Regions from separate parts of the Mus musculus genome. Here region 2 is linked to region 1. Evidence: chromatin contacts called from ENCODE Hi-C or POLR2A ChIA-PET data. All regions are on one chromosome and are shown on one strand. The core of a region is the stretch at or near the end of the contact, and the rest is flanking DNA. Distances in the headings are between cores, read along the strand shown.

Region 1 (7,940 bases), core at 3,122-5,621:
AGTTCTGTACTAGAGTGACTTAGCCAGTCCTGCTTAAGCCTGCCTTTGCCTAGCTACTGCTGATGTAGAATAACATTATTGGCCCTGTCAGTCATTCCATACCCTCTGTCACCCTTCCCTGCCCCCTATGTCATCTCACCTCACCAAAAGTCCCCACCTCCTTCCTCAACCCTGTATAAATAAAAGACTGATACAATAAAATGAGTTCCTGCTTCGACAAGACTCCCCCTTGACACTCACCATCATGCTCAGACCCAGAGAGACTCTGGACCAGGACCTCTCTCCTCTTCCCTGGATCTGCTGGCAGAGAACTGAGCCCAACACACAATGTATAAAAATAACTGTTGAGCTGCAGAGATGGCTTAGTCATTAGGACACATACTGTGCTTGTAGAGGACTTGAACTCAGTTTCCACCACTGTTCAGACAGCTCTAACTTCCAGCTCCAGGGAGATGCAATGCTTCTGGCCTCTGTGTTCACCTACACTCACGTGCATGGACCCACATATACGCTCACACACTGTGGGTGGGGAGAGTCGGAATAGGAAGGGTCCTATAGACTGATGTGTTTGGATGTTTGGTCTAAGGAGTGGCACTCTTAGGAGGTGTGGTCTTATTAGAGTAGGTAGGACCTTGTTGGAGGAAGTGTGCCACTGTCAGGGGCAGGCTTTGAGGTCTCAAGTGCTTAAGGCTGGGCTCAGTGAAATACAGTTTTCTCCTTGCTGCCTGCATATAGAACTCTTAGCTCCTGCTCCAGCACCATCTCTGCTGCGTGCTGGCCTGCGTCCTGCCATGATGAAATGGACTTAAACCTCTGAACTGAAAGCCAGCCCCAATGAAATGCTTTCCTTTATAAGAGTTGCCACATGAGCCGGTGAGATGCCTCAGAGGCTAAGAGCGCTGGCTGCTCTCCCAGTGGAACCAGATTCAATACCCAGCACCCACATGGCAGCTCACACATACATACATGCAGGCAAAACTCCAATGTACATAAAATAAAATAAATAATATTTTTTTTTAAAAAGAGAGTTAACCATGGTCACAGTGTCTCTTCACAGCAATAAAACCCTAACTAAGACACATACATACACATAATTAAAAATAAAATAAGTGCGTAGAGAGGTTGCTCAGAGGTTAAGAGCACTTGCTTCAGAGAACCCACGTTTGGTTCCTACCACTCACACCAAGCAGTTCACAACTGCCTGCAACTCTAGTTCCATGGGATCTCCCACCCTCTTCTGGCCTCTGTGGGTACTACATGCAGTGGTGCACATAAAACAGGCAGCACACACACACATGCACACCTAGACACAACTTTGAATTAAAAAATAAATAGAAGATTAAATTATTTGAAAATTATACATTACAACGATGATTTATCCTTTGGTTCAACATTTTATAATCAATGTATATAGTTTATCACATGAATAGGCTAAAGAAGAAAAGTCACATTATCATGATATAGTAAAAGCATTTGACAAAATCTAACTTTTAGCAAACTAGACCTAGAAGGCAACTTCTTCAAGTTGCTGAAGAGTATCTGTAAAAACAAAACAAAACAAAACAAAACAAAACAAAACAAAACAAAACATACAGCCATGGTGTAAAAAACACACCATACATGGTGATGAGAAAACTCACTATAGAAGAAGAGGTCAGAAGCCGGGCAAAAAGAAGAGCAGAGTGGACTATTTTACATGTTAAGGGAGAAAAACATCTTCCCATCTCAAGTTCTAAACCTTGAAAAATTATGCTTCAATTTAACAGTGAAAGTCGGCCCTAACTTTCAGTGACCACCAGATTAGAGAAATGTGAAGGAACCGAGAAGGAAAATGATGAGCAAAACCCCCACAGTTGGAAAAAAATCTGTATTACAGATGATGAAACTTACACAGACAGGGGCTGAACACTGCCCAGGTTCACTCCAGGTTCTGGAGCTGGGCTTCAAAACCAACAACTCTGACCTCTCAGGGTCACACTTTAATCTCATGCCATTGAAATAAACTTTATATTGAAAGTCAAGGATAATACAGATAATTGCCTGAAAGTTCCACATCCACTCTCTAATGTCCCCAAATCATTTTACTTCATCACTACTCACTATAATTAAAAGCAATTAAGGATAAAAATAGACTGCACTTCTGTAGAAATAAACTTATGGCATTTCCCCTCTAAATCACGTAGTTTGTGTAGGCTTAGATTTTTTTCAAAACCTACTTTTAATGAGGGTTCTTAAACCCTTTAACCTCCCTCCTAGCCCACCACCCACCAGGGGTCGTGGGAAGGAAAGGTTAAGAGGGCATAGGGGGATGTGGACCTGTTTGGAAATAGTTCTTTGGGGCGATTCCAGTCTTTGTAGTCAGGGTCTCAGTAGTTCAGGTCACACAGATCAGCAGAGTAGCTCCATCCACTGGCATCCACCACCCACAAATCAGCAACGGCAGTTCATGCAGAAGAAACCTCCAGCCTTGCCAGCCAGTCCGAGTCAGCAGAAGTGGCAAGAAGCCACCTGAATATCAAGAAAAGTTTTGTGGTGTGTTTGTCTCTACAAAGTCATGACAAACCATGATCAGTGAAGAAGGCAAGGTGAACCAACGCACAACAGTGCCCACTGCCTGTTGGGTTATACTTATCCCCTTCCCTGACATCACATGCCCTCTTAAGCACCTGCCCCAGCAAAACATCACATGTCCCCTTTACGGGCAGCTTTCAGAAAACCACCAAGCGTCTCATCTTAGCAAAACAATCGCTCATGAGATGTTTCCAGAAAAACATCACATGACACAACTGAGTCTCCAAAGAAACTAGAAATTTCCACTTCATTTGTGGATTTCAAATTAAAATGCTGCTACCTGGTTCTGGTATTCTAGCCTAATCAGAGAAATGTTCACAAATACTTTTCTTCTTCTGTATTTCAACCAACAGCTCTCACTTTGTATTCCAGGCTGACATTCAGTTCGCTCTGAAACCTCGGTTGGTCTTGAATTTGAGATCCTTCTGTCTTGGCCTTTCAAGTACTGCAATTCCAGGCCTGTGCCACCACACTCAGCTGAGATATATTCCTTCTATATAGAAACTTAACATTTTTCTGAGAAATATTCTTCCCACGTAGAAGGTTAATTTTCTACATAGAAAACATCTTACATAGAAACCCATTTTTCAATACATAAACTGTCTGACTTTTAATAATATTAAGATTAAGACAATTAGTATTAACATTTCTTTAACATGGTCTCGTCCTTTACAGTTGTCCTAAGCTTTTTTTTGTTTAGTTTTGTTTTCAAGGCAGGGTTTCTCTGTGTAGCCTAGCTGTCTGGGAACTCAAAGGTCTGCCTGCTTCTGCCTCCTGAGTGCTGGGACTGAAGATGTGTGCAACCATGACCGGCTTGTCCTAAGTTTTTTGATAAAGCTGGGAAAGAGTTCTCCAAAATTCATCTCTAGTTGATGTTTCCAGATTTCAAATCTTGTCTGGTTATTCGGTGGTGTCCCAAGTACTGAAATGTGACATTTTTCAGCAGCACAGTGATTCAGCTAACAGCAGTCTCCATTTAAAAGTTATTTTACAGGCTGGGACTGTAGCTTAACATAGTAGGCATGCTAGTACCAGTATGCACAAGACCCTGGGTTCTATCCCCATTAGGAACAAGAAGAAGAAGAAAAGAGGAAGAAGAGGAGGAGGAGGAAAGAAGAAGAAAGAAGAAGAAGAAGAAGAAGAAGAAGAAGAAGAAGAAAAAGAAGAAGAAGAAGAAGAAAGAAAGAAAGAAAGAAAGAAGAGAAGACACTTTGTGTTTGCCAACAAGTTCCTTTGTACCTCATACCAGAGTCCTACATATCAGGCATTATTGAATGTAAAGGACTCAAAAATTAGTAACCATTCTTGTATTCATTTATCATGTCTACATAGAGAGGACTCTACACATCCCCACGCCCCTTTTTGGTAATTTATCTGAAGTGATGGTGGCAGAGCTGGTTCTCAAAACCACGTTGACTAAAGCAGTTAACTTTCTGTGGGGCTTTTGCAGCAGTAAAGCTGTAGAACCGGCCGAAGCTGGCACCTGCCGTTCAAGGTGGTGGCCAGACTCCCCGAGTTAATAGGCTTTTCAGCCAAGAACTCAGGAAGTTCCTCGCTAACTCTGATCTCAGCTACCACTCACTACAGAGCAGATCCCCGCGGCTAAGGCTCCTCGCTTCCAGAACGGAAAGTGTGCTCTGCAGGGCACTTCCCCAACGGCCTGGGTCTCACGCCTGGGTCCGCGGTGCGAGCGGAGGCGACAGCTCGGCGGCCCCCGCACCGCGGCCGGCTGGGCTGGGCGGGGCGCAGGGCCGGTCCCGCCGCCGCGAGCCCCAACCTGCCCGCCCGACCTGGCGGCGCAGTCTCGCGGGATCGCCCAGCTCTCGCTCCCCGTTGCGGCCCCGGAGGCGGTCGAGGCCCGGACGCTGCCCCCCACCGAAAGCTCGCCCCGGCTGTCTGGGGTGGCGGGGCCGCGCGACGCCGAGGGACAGCCACCTTCCTCTGCCGCCCGAGGTGAGGCGTCCCCGGCCCGACGGGGCGGGCGGGCAGCGGCCGGGATCGGAGCCGCAGGTGCGTCGCCTCGGAGTCCCACGCAACTCCTGGAAAGTGACTCTGGGTCCCCGCAGGCCGGGGACGGAGCTGCTCGGCTGCAGGCCGGGAACAGGTGCCCGACGCGGGACCCCGGGGGCTCAGGGGAGCCTCCCGCAGTCCCCATGAGCTGACCGTGGAAGGTTTGCGCTGGGTGGAATTCGGGGTACAGGGGGCACGGGGTGAGCGCGTTGAAGGGGAAAGTGCTGGAGGTGAAGAAGCGCAAAGGAGTCACCACCCAGGCCCACTCTTCCTAGGGGGACCTCGCTCAACCCCAGCAGACTGATTTTCGCCTTTGCGAAAACAGGAAAGGCACATCCGCAGAAGTCTGCGATTGTAGAGAGAGCTAAAGTTGAAGAACTCTGTCTGGGTCACTTGTCCTCATTTTCCCCATATAGTGAGATGGCCAAGGGGCCCCTAGACCCCCTTTCTTCTAACCACCATCACCCCTTTCCTCGCTCCAACTTGCTTATGCCGTGCCTCCTCTTACCCGGTGTTTTAGACAGTATAACCCTTCATCAGCAGTTCCCTAGAATTGAGGCTTCCTTAGCAAAGTGATACATCCGCGCCCGGGCAGGTGGATATGTCTCTTGCTAGGATGGAATTTTCCACATTTTTTTCTTTCTTTGTAGCATTAGTTACCTAGCATGACATTTGACTTGGATTTGACTTTGTGACGAATGTTACTGATAACACACTTTGGGTTTGTTTTTACAGCAGTTGCCCCAGAATTCATTTTCAGGAAACAGCTTCTATCAAAATGGTACAAAGAATGCAATGAGGAATTTGTACATTTTATCTCTGATTTGAGAATCTTTTTGATGCGGAAAGGAGCATAAGAATAATCCAAGCCATGTGGTAAAATCGGAGTCTGGCAAGATGGAAAGGTCCCCGTTTCTGTTGGCGTGCATTCTTCTGCCCCTCGTAAGAGGACACAGCCTTTTCACCTGTGAGCCAATCACCGTTCCCAGATGTATGAAAATGACTTACAACATGACGTTCTTCCCTAACCTGATGGGTCATTATGACCAGGGGATCGCTGCTGTGGAAATGGGGGTGAGTGGATTTTCATGCCTATATTGAAAATTAGTTTATACGTAGTATTTTTCTCTTAACTATTACTTTTTAATCTTTAAACATAGTTTTTTTCCCAATCATATTTTTTAAAGTAGTTTTGAACATTAAGTTCCCCTCCTCCCGCTGTCATATTTTGTCTACAGTTGGACGGTTAGTTAATTTGCTTATAAAAAGGTTGCATTCATAATGAAGGGTGCTTACAGATAATAAAAATATTTTGCTTTTTTGAATTTGTGTCATTGCTTCTCCAAGACTGTGATTTCTGAATTTTTAAATTTTTAATATTTATTTGTTTGTTTGATTTTTCAAGATAAGGGTTCTTCTCTGTGTAGTCCTGGCTGTCCTGGAACTCACTCTCTAGACCAGGCTGGCCTCAAAACTCAGAGATCCACCGGCCTCTGCTGGGATGTGTGCGCTACCACGCTCGGCCCCAAATTCTGAATTTTTTTAATGGTTGACTGAACATATAATCTATATTGCTTGAGCTAAAATGAAACTTAAATGTTTTTTAAAAGTACTTGTCAAATTCATTTGACTTAGTTTTCCCAAAGCTAATAAATTATTGGAATGTTTTGGCGCTAAAGAGAATGTTTTACTAAAAGGTGACTTTCAGGCATAGCATGTAAGTGTTTTCTTTATATAAGATACTTGCTAAAAGAAAGTCCACTTGTAGGGCGAAGGGCAGTGTGACACTAACAATCGCCTCAGGCGCCTCAGTTACCTGACTCTGGTTTAGAGATATGAAAATGTCCCAGGAGGTGTGGGAAGAAAGAGCTGCCTGTAGAGACAGGAACCTGCCACACAGATCTGCTGGGTTGATAAGTTTCATGAAGAAAAAAAAGACAAGGGTATAGGTTTTGTAATCTTTCCCTAAAAAAGCTGAAGCCAGTAAAGGTTTTTTCCTCAGGTTGTCTCTGAGAGACGAAACTCCTAGAAATATAATCTAGAGAGGGGTTTTAAACTTAACTGTATTTGATCTTGCAGCTTTGAAGGTCTTCCTTTGTCTGCTGGAATAGTTAGTTGTCTGACTACCTCTTTGTAGACAGACTCCTGTCTGGGTTGGGTGGTTTTTAAATACTAAGATATAATTTTAAAAGATGTACAAGTTATAGTGTTTTAATCTTTGAGTAGTTTTTCCCAACTAGTGCAAAACCCCCCTCTTTTTTACCAGATGGGTGGGGCACTGAGGACTGAGCACTGAGCCTCTCAAATACTGCAAGGTCTCGCCCACTCAGCTACATCCTCAGCCCTGCAAGGCGTTCTGTTGAACACTCTACAAAGAATACAGGGAGACTTCCATTGATAAATCAGACCCATAAGTGTATAGTGGATATCATCACGCAATAATTACATTGTTCAGTCTGGCCGCCTCTGATGATAATGTTTTTTAATACATGCTTTAGTAAGGGTTCAGAAAGCATTTTATTTTAATCTGGTTTCCTCTCTTTATAGTAGCTACATACATTTTAGGTTTGAATGCTGACAGTGACCTTAGAAATCCCTAACATTTACACTTAGTGTCCTTAACAGCTGTGGAGCAGATGGCACATCAGCTGTTTTAAAGGGCTCTGAAGGAAGTAATAACTAGTTTGTGTTTCATGCATTATTTTTTTTAAGAACGGGTGTTTCTGTTGTACTTTTTAAAAGCTTTTTGCTGTTGTTGTTGTTTGTTTGTTTGTTTTAACTTACCTAGTTAGCTTCCCAGGTAGTTTCATGTCTGACACCATCAGGAAGGTTTTTGGTTCTGAGTGCGGACAGCACCAGTCTCTTCCTGGTATATGGTCTTCACACACCAAGCTTTGGGGCTGTCCAGGTTTTCTGTTACATTTCCAGTAAATTAGTTTGAAGATAGAGGCTGAAGAATCACATGACGGTTTTGGCAGCCACTTGTTCCTTCCTTCTTTTCTTGTCTTTTTTCAAAGAGTTTTGGTTTTGAGACAGGGTCTTCCTTAGTTGCCCAGTCTGGTTTTGAACAGTCTCGTAGCCCAGGTAGGCCGTGAACTTCAAATCCCCCTTTCATTTCCTTCCCAGTGGCAGGGTCTTTGCCACTAGGGCAGGCTTGCTTTTTTTTTTTTTTTTAATTAACAGGGTCTTCTTGTGTTTCCCAGAACTTCTGTGGCCTGGAACTTGCCATATAGCCTGGGCTGGTTTTGATTTCATGATCCCCCTGCCTCTACACTCTGAGATTATAGGCACTCATCACCCTGCCTACCGCAAATGTACTTTTTCAGCTATCAAGAATTCCATGTAAGTCAAGAGATTTA
Region 2 (7,940 bases), core at 1,392-3,891, 110 kb after region 1:
CGCTGCAAGAAGTCTTAGTTACACAAGAAGCAGGTGAGCAAGCCATGAGGAGTAAGCCAGTAAGCAGCACTCCTCCAGTCTCTGCATCAGCTCCTCCTCCAGGCTGCTGCCTTGAGTTTCTGCCCTGACTTCCTTGGATGATGGATGAGAAAGCTATAAGGAATGAACCCTTTCCTTCCCAGGGTGCTTTCGTCATGGTGTGTTATCTCAGCAATAGAAACCCTAACTAAAACACCGACACAACCTTTCACTGTTCATCTTCCTCAGTTCTTCCTTTCGCCATTCAGTCAAACTGCCGGCTTTACCACTACACACGCTTGCTCTGCTGTGGGAAGGACTTCAACTAGGAGTTACTATCTACCCTTAATCCCTTATTCTGTAACTAACCACTTTATCTACCCTACAAGTTTCCAATACTCTTCTCACGCTAAGGTAATGAATCTTCTCAGGTACCAAGAACTGCCTTTCCTCAAACTAGTCAGCTCTGTAGCACTGTCCAAATCCCAACCTGGCCAACCCTCAGTTTCAGCGCCTCATCTTCTGCTCCTAGAGAAAGCTGTGTCAGAGGGACACCAAGCCACAGACCTTCATCTCAAGAAGTCCAAGACTATCTATTCACATTCAAGTCACTGTTAGCAGGGACTTAGAGGTGCTACGGGGAGAGGGTAAGTGCAGGGTAGTTTCAGAGTGAAAGTGCTGAACCCAAACCTCAGATTGCTATTTACCATCTTGTGACTTGGACAACTTACTCAACCCCTACCATTATCAGCTTCATAAAGGTCATAATAAATGCCTATTATACATTCAATCAAAGTTAGTTATCAATGTTTGCAACTATTATAACAATTATTTATAGTTGCATATCAAACTCCATGGAATTATTTCTCTGCGGTGTCTTTTCTAGAATACACTCCACAGGTACCACACATTCTCCACCACGGAATGTCTTGTCTCCTCTAGCTGTCAAAATATTAATCCTGTTGAGGACTTTAATATGGAACCTTTACAGATACATACAAGCCACCTATGTTTATTTTTTTAATATTTACTTTATCATTTCATATTTCATATGTGCCCCTGGGTGGGTATGTGCATGTGCTGGCAGAGTCCAGAGATGTTAGGTTTCCTTGAAGCCAGAATTATAGACAGTTGGGAGCCACCTGCTCAAAGTGGGTGCTGAGAACTCAATGTGGGTCCTGTGGAAAGGCTAAGTCATCTCTCCAGCCCCAGCTTTCCTTATATAGTCTTTTTATATAGCCTATTTGTGCTCTTATTTTGTATTTGAATTTATTCTACTTAGCAACTGATTTCATGTTGTGTAGAATCCTTTTATATATCTTAGGGTAATTACATTTTTAAGTTTCCTAACGATAAGAAACTGTTGGTACTTCTTAGTTCGACTCCACTGTTCAACATTAAGACACATACATCAAGTAAATCGAATAAAATTAGAATGCTCTACTAAATCCATCTCTAAAGATTTGATTTTCTGGAAAAATTTAGTTTGTAATAAATGAAATAACAGAAATGGTTTCTAAATAGTTACCAAGGCTCACCTATGTAATGCAACTTGGTATTAATTCCTAAAATGCCGTGCTAATTTCCATATACTTAATTCACACTTTAATACAGTTATTTAGAGTGTAGAAGCTCCTCCTTCCTTCACCAGACAATGCATATTTTTAAATACTGCAAACTAAAGAAACTTTAGTGAATATTTTAATCCCAAACTATGACCTTACTCTCCGAAGGTGACAAAGCACCGGCTCACACACTTGTACTTTCGTCTGACTTTATACAGCCAAACACGTGGCTGCCCTAAGACTTCAAATTACCCCAAAGAGTGAATGACTCGTGAACATGAGGGTCAAATGTGACAACCTCCTTTCTCTCAAACTTCACCCACTTTCCCTATCCTTTATGGTTAGGAGACACAGGGAAAGCCGGGGTCCCCTTCCTAAATCCTAGCTCCAGGTAACGCAGGGTGCACAGCATCATCTTAGGGGCTCTCCCCCTTGTAGTAGAGTCTGGGGAGACTAATGTCTCTTCTGCGTGTAAGTGCTTCGCTGGGGCTGGCAGCAAGGGAAGCCGCCCGGGACGTGGGCAGGCTCTTACCAGCGAAGCGGATCTTCACGAGGTCGAGCGGGTGCAGCGCCAGGTTGGACAAGACCCCGCCACTCACGCCAGCCACCAGGTTCTCGTACCGGACGTGGCGGAACACCGCGCTCCACGCCGCCGACCCGGCAGCCGACTGGCCCTGGCCTGTCATGGGCTCCGGGTTCGTCGACACTACGGCGTCCAGCGCCGCCGACGTGGGGCGTGATGTAGTGGCCGCCACCGTGGCGACTGTCGCGGCCCGGGGCCTGGAACCGCAGGACGCGAGCCCACTTCCGGGACCGGAGCCCGGGACGCTGCTGCAGGCAAGTCACACCCGCGGCAAAGCGGGGAGTAGGAGAAACCTCAGAGCGGAGCTTGCTTAGCCCCGCCCAGCAGGCCTGGCCCCGCCCACAGCTGCGCGCGCTCGCCCTCGGGTCAAGACGCGAGCGACAGCTGAAGGACCGCCCCCTCCAGCTCCTAGCCGGAGAGACTACGGAACGCCGCGAGGTCCAGCTGAGCCATCCGGCTGCCACTCTGCGGAGCCACGTGACAGGAAGCCCGCGGAAGGCGGAAGTAGTGTGTCTGCGTGCTGGCCCCGGTAAGTCGAGCCCGGTTTAAAGGCTCGTGGAGTCCGACACCCAGAGCCGCCAAGATGAAGGTGAAAATGCTGAGCCGAAACCCTGACAACTATGTCCGCGAAACCAAGCTGGACATACAAAGAGGTGAGAGGAACTGGAACAGAGGAAGGGGCCTCCTCCCGGATTCTTTGGGTCTGGCCAGCTTTCGAGCAGTAAAAGGGGCGGGAGGCCAGCGCTCTGGTCTCGGTTTCCCTCTCCGCCTAGGCGGCTGCGTCCACACGGGGCTGGTGAGGATCAGAACTGCAGATGGCACATACCTCTACGTCCTTTGTGAGAATTTTCCTCTAGTGGGAAGTAGTTACGTATACACGCCTTTAATCCCAGCACTTGGGAGGCAGAGGCAGGCGGATTTCTGAGTTCAAGGCCAGCCTGGTCTACAGAGTGAGTTCCAGGACAGCCGGGGCTACAGAGAGAAACCCTGTCTGCGTTACTAAAGGTTCTCTCTCCTCCCCCTAGCATTGCTAACGTGTGGTATATGGCCCCCCCCCCCAGCTCCCAAGGTGTTTTACATGGTAATAATTTCTTTTCTTTTTTTTTTTTTTGGTAATATTTCTTAAATGAAAAGTAGATTTGTCCCCAGAGTTTGACGTTAATTATTTTGAATCTTTGAACCTCATTACTTTTTTTTTTCTTCCACTTTCACCAAACAGTGCATTGCTGGATGGAGCTGTCATGGTTTATAGTGCTTGGCCCAGGGAGTGGCCTTGTTGGAGTAGGTGTGTCACTGTGGGTGAGAGCTTTAATACCCTAGTCCTAGCTGCCTAGCAGAAAGTATTCTCCTAGCAGCCTTCAGATGAAGCTGTAGAACAACTCTCAGCTCCTCCTGCACCATGCCTGCCTAGATTTTACCATGTTCTCACCTTGATGATAATGGACTGAACCTCTGAACCTGTAAGCCAGCCCCAACTAAATGTTGTCCTTATAAGAGTTGCCTTGGTCGTGGTGTCTGCTCACAGCAGTAAAACCCTAACTAAGACAGTGGCTTACGTTACCCTTGCCAATGTGGGTGCATTTCAGGCTTTGTCTTGGAGCTATACTTATGTACGTATCTTTACATACTTATCCCTACAAGTGCCCTCCATCCTGCGCATCAGTGTCCTCTTCTGTGTTTTCAGTACACATTGTTTGGATTTGTCAGTGCTTATCACATTATCTCATGGTTCATGCTGATTAGCAGGCTTTCCTATCAGCTTGAAAAGAGAGGAAAGAATCCTATTCCTATATGCAGTGTTTAGACAATAACTCACATAAATAGCTACTTTGTAAGTATCGGAATGAATGAATGAATGGGTGACAGCTGGGACACAGAATCTTATGCTAGGAGATACAACTCTACTTTATAGTAACATCTTTTTTCAACAGTATCTCCCTATTTTTATTTATTTATTTATTTGTGTTGTTTTGTTTTTGTTTTTTCGTTTTTCTCGAGACAGGGTTTCTCTGTATAGCCCTGGCTGTCCTGGAACTCACTTTGTAGACCAAGCTGGCCTCGGAACTCAGAAATCCACCTGCCTCCGCCTCCCAAGTGCTGGGACTAAAGGCGTGCGCCGCCACCACCACCCGGCTATTTTTATTTTTATAATAGAAATATAATAGCAAAACAGAAAATAAAATTTTTGGAGTGCTTTAAAATATAAAGCAAGAAACACATCTGTTATATTTTATTTAGTGTTATTTCCTTGTAAGTTTTCTGCAGGATTTAAATTCTGGGTAAGTACTGGTGAAGCTTTATTGTTGAAATATCCTCGATAGTTCTGATGTGTCTAGTTAATGTGTAAGAGCACCTTACACAAATATATGTGGTTTTATATGAGTTTTAAGCTATCATACCCAGCGCTTATGATGTATGGCAGGTGCTGCACTAGTGTTAGTTGCTTCTGTGTGACTAGATGAGGGAAGTTGGAAGTGGATACAGCGATTATGATTTAGAAGATAAAATGAATATTTTCAAGGGGTGTGAGGTTTGGGTAGATGTGGGTGAAGGTTAAGTCCTGCTAGAAAGGCTGCTGCATAGGAGGAAATGCAAGGTGGGTTAGGTGACAGGGAGTGAAGGTGCTTGAGCTGAGCTCCAGGAAGTACCCGAAGCTGATGAGACAGCGAGACTGAATTATAGAAGACCATAAGGGGGCTTGAACTTAGTTCTCTACCTCTACAAGTAGGTGTTTAGATGCTACATTACAATACAGGGATACAGTTAGAACATCAGTGTGGATTTTCTATCTTTAAAAACAAACAAACAAACAACCCAACTGAACCAAGCTTGGTGGTTCAAGCCTTTAATTCCAGTACTCCAGAGACAGAGGCAGACAGATCTCTGAGTTCCAGCCTAGCCTGGTCTACATAGTGAGTTCCAGGCCAGCCAGGGATACATAGTGGACCCTGTTTACAGACAAACATGGCCCTCTAATACCTGTTTATGTGATATCTAATGAACTTACAGCCTCATTTCAGCCGTATGTTGTGTTTCCGGGGAAGAATAGTGTTGACAAGGGGGGACTGGCTTCTGCCTTTAGAATAGTGTAGTATATTACAGCCTACATCTGTTGTGTGGTATAGTGATTTATAGAAGGAAAGGTAAGATTGTAAAAACATTTGTTGTAGCAGAAGTACCTTGACTTAATTATGGCAAAGTTCTAAGAATGACCTAACTATGAATTGTTTCTGAAATTGTTAAGCTTTTCTGTAGTTATGAATATTAAATAGCATGCTTTCTCTTTTGACTTTTAAAAGAAAATAAAGTATATAATCTATTCCAAGTTCTTTTCCCCCTTTTATTTGTTTTTGAGACAGGTGTGTTTTTGTTTTTTATTCTTTAATCTTTTTTTACAGTCCAGACTTCATCCCCCTCCCAGCCCACCCTCCAACATCCCACACCCTGCCTCCTCTGCAAGAGGATGTCGCTGCTCCACCCCAACCCCATCAGACCTCCCTACTCCCTGGGGCCCAAGCCTCTGCAGTGTTAGGTGCATCTTCTCTGACTGAGTCCAGACCCAGCAGTCCTCTGCTCTATATGTGTTGGGGGCCTCATATCGCTAGTGTATGCTGCCTGGTTGGTGGCTCAGTGTCTGAGAGATCTCAGGGGTCCAGGTTAGTTGATACTGCTGGTTTTCTTATGGGGTCGCCCTCCTCAGCTCCTTCCAGCTTTTCCCTAATTCAAACACAGGGGTCACCAACTTCTGTCCATTGGTTGGGTGTAAATATCTGCATGTGACTCTTTCAGCTGTTTGTTGGGGCTTTTGGAGAGCAATCATGATAGGCCCTTGTTTGTAAGCACACCATAGCATCAGTAATAGTGTCAGGCCTTGGGGCTTCCCCCTGAGCTGGATCTCAATTTGGGCCTGTCACTGGACCTCCTTTTCCTCAGGCTTTTCTCCATTTTTCTTCCTGTAGTTCTTTTAGGCAGGAGCAATTCTGGGTAGGAGTTTTTGACTGTGGGATGGCAACCCCATCCCTCAACTTGATGCCCTGTCTTTTTACTGGAGGTAGACTTTCTCCATCATAGTTCCCTCTCTCCATCATAGGGCATTTCGTCTAAGGTCCCTCCCTTTGAGTCCTGAGAATCTCTCACCTCCCAGGTCTCTGGTACATTCTAGAGGGTCCTCCCACCCCTTACCTCCCTAGGTTGCCTGTTTCCATTCTTTCTGCTGGCCCTCAGAGCTTCAGTCCTCTGTCTAGACTGGAATTTTCTGTATGGACCACTGGCCTTAAGCTTCTACAAATGCACCTGCCTCTGCCTCAAGAGCACTGGGATTAAAGGTTTGTAGCACCAGTGCAGCTTTTCCAAGTCCATTTTAATGATAAGTGAGGAAATTGCTTTAAAAAAAAACAAAAAACTGTGCTGTTCAGAGATTCTTTTGAAAATCCATGCTTGGAAATGTGTTTTCTAGTTAAAAACTCTTGTACTGAACATGTTGTTTATTAATGATGATGTAGTTTGTCTACAAGAAAATTTTTGGAAACAGCATGACCTACCTTCTTTTAATTATTAAAGTATCAGTTGGAGAAACAGCTGTTGATATCACAGGAGATCAAACATTTCTAAACACACTTTAAAAATAGCTTTTGCAAACCTGATGGAAATGACCGAAAAGTAAATGTACTAAATAAATATTGCCAGCTCAAGAGCTGTTGATGTCAGTGTGAACAGCTTTCCTATCCCCGGATCTGCTTAGTTTTGCCAGGTGTAGTCAGTTCTCACTTTGTTCAGCACTATATGAACTAAACCAGTGAGAGGGTCACCATGACTGCAGTCACCTGTACACCACAGAAAACCATGCCAGCAAGACCTCAGTTGCTGTCTGCCAGCATCCCATTAACATAGCACTACGCGGAAATCAGTGAAGCTTTCTCCACTAAAACCAGATGTTAAGACACATTTCTCCAAATGTGTTGAATTTTTCTTTCAGGGGGCTTAATTGGAAACAAAGTTTTGATGAAAACCAAGCATCTTTAATACATGCTTGTACTAAATACATCAGTTCAAAAACCATGTTACAGAGCCAGGCGTGGTGGCGCACGCCTTTAATCCCAGCACTTGGGAGGCAGAGGCAGGTGGATTTCTGAGTTCGAGGCCAGCCTGGTCTACAGAGTGAGTTCCAGGACAGCCAGGGCTACACAGAGAAACCCTGTCTCAAAATAAACAAACAAGCAAACATGTTGCAATGAGACATACAGTCTAAAGGTTTGAGGACTACTGCAGAGAGTCTTTAAAAGATTTTGCTTATGAGGATGGCATGTGCTTGATTAATCTGATAACCGTTTAAACTGCTGCCAAATCAAGTAGGGTGAAACAGTAGCAGTAGTCCAGGTGTACGGTACTAAGGGCTAACGCTAAGTTAGCAGATCCCCTGGAGAAAAGGGGAGCATTACTGTTGATTTCAGTGAGGATGAGTGTTTGAGCTTCGGGATTGGAGACTGGAGCATGGAATTCAGGAATGGCCAGGGTTTGAGCTTTATGTTTGAGCATGTTGGATATGGAGTCAGAAAGCAAAGACTTTCCCAAGAAGGGAAAGTGTATGTACTGTTACACGTTGAGTTTGGTTATACGTGGGATTAGAGTAAGATAACTTGTTTGGCAGACTAGTTAAGAAAGAACATGACTCAGAGGCAGGTTACTTGTCCCCTCTGTAACTCAGTTTCACAACTATAAAGTGGAAGATAGGAATAGATGTAACCCGTGAGGTACTTGGGAGAGAATGTGAGTTA

Evidence for each region. A loop is a pair of places that touch in the nucleus more often than their neighbours do. ChIA-PET counts read pairs that join two places held with the same protein, here RNA polymerase II (POLR2A).
Region 2: a loop to region 1 is called in a map of heart, with 5 times the contacts of the local background. The contact joins the promoter of Dcaf13 here to the promoter of Fzd6 in region 1. A Hi-C loop is called at or near these places in 1 of 37 maps with a recorded cell type or tissue (heart). POLR2A ChIA-PET finds 5 or more read pairs at or near these places in 2 of 5 experiments (Patski and embryonic stem cell).

What each region holds. Positions count from the first base shown.
Region 1 is chr15:39,001,909-39,009,848 of GRCm38, forward strand. Fzd6 (frizzled class receptor 6) reads left to right here and starts at 4,372. Exons shown (of 7, transcript NM_001162494.1): 1 at 4,372-4,524; 2 at 5,317-5,655. The coding sequence starts at 5,479. It overlaps Gm26704 (a long non-coding RNA gene), which reads right to left and starts at 5,161. Exons shown (of 2, transcript XR_875317.3): 1 at 4,154-5,161; 2 at 1,849-2,508.
Region 2 is chr15:39,110,233-39,118,172 of GRCm38, forward strand. Dcaf13 (DDB1 and CUL4 associated factor 13) reads left to right here and starts at 2,642. Exons shown (of 11, transcript NM_198606.2): 1 at 2,642-2,819. The coding sequence starts at 2,750. Slc25a32 (solute carrier family 25, member 32) reads right to left here and starts at 2,484. Exons shown (of 7, transcript NM_172402.3): 1 at 2,116-2,484. The coding sequence starts at 2,269.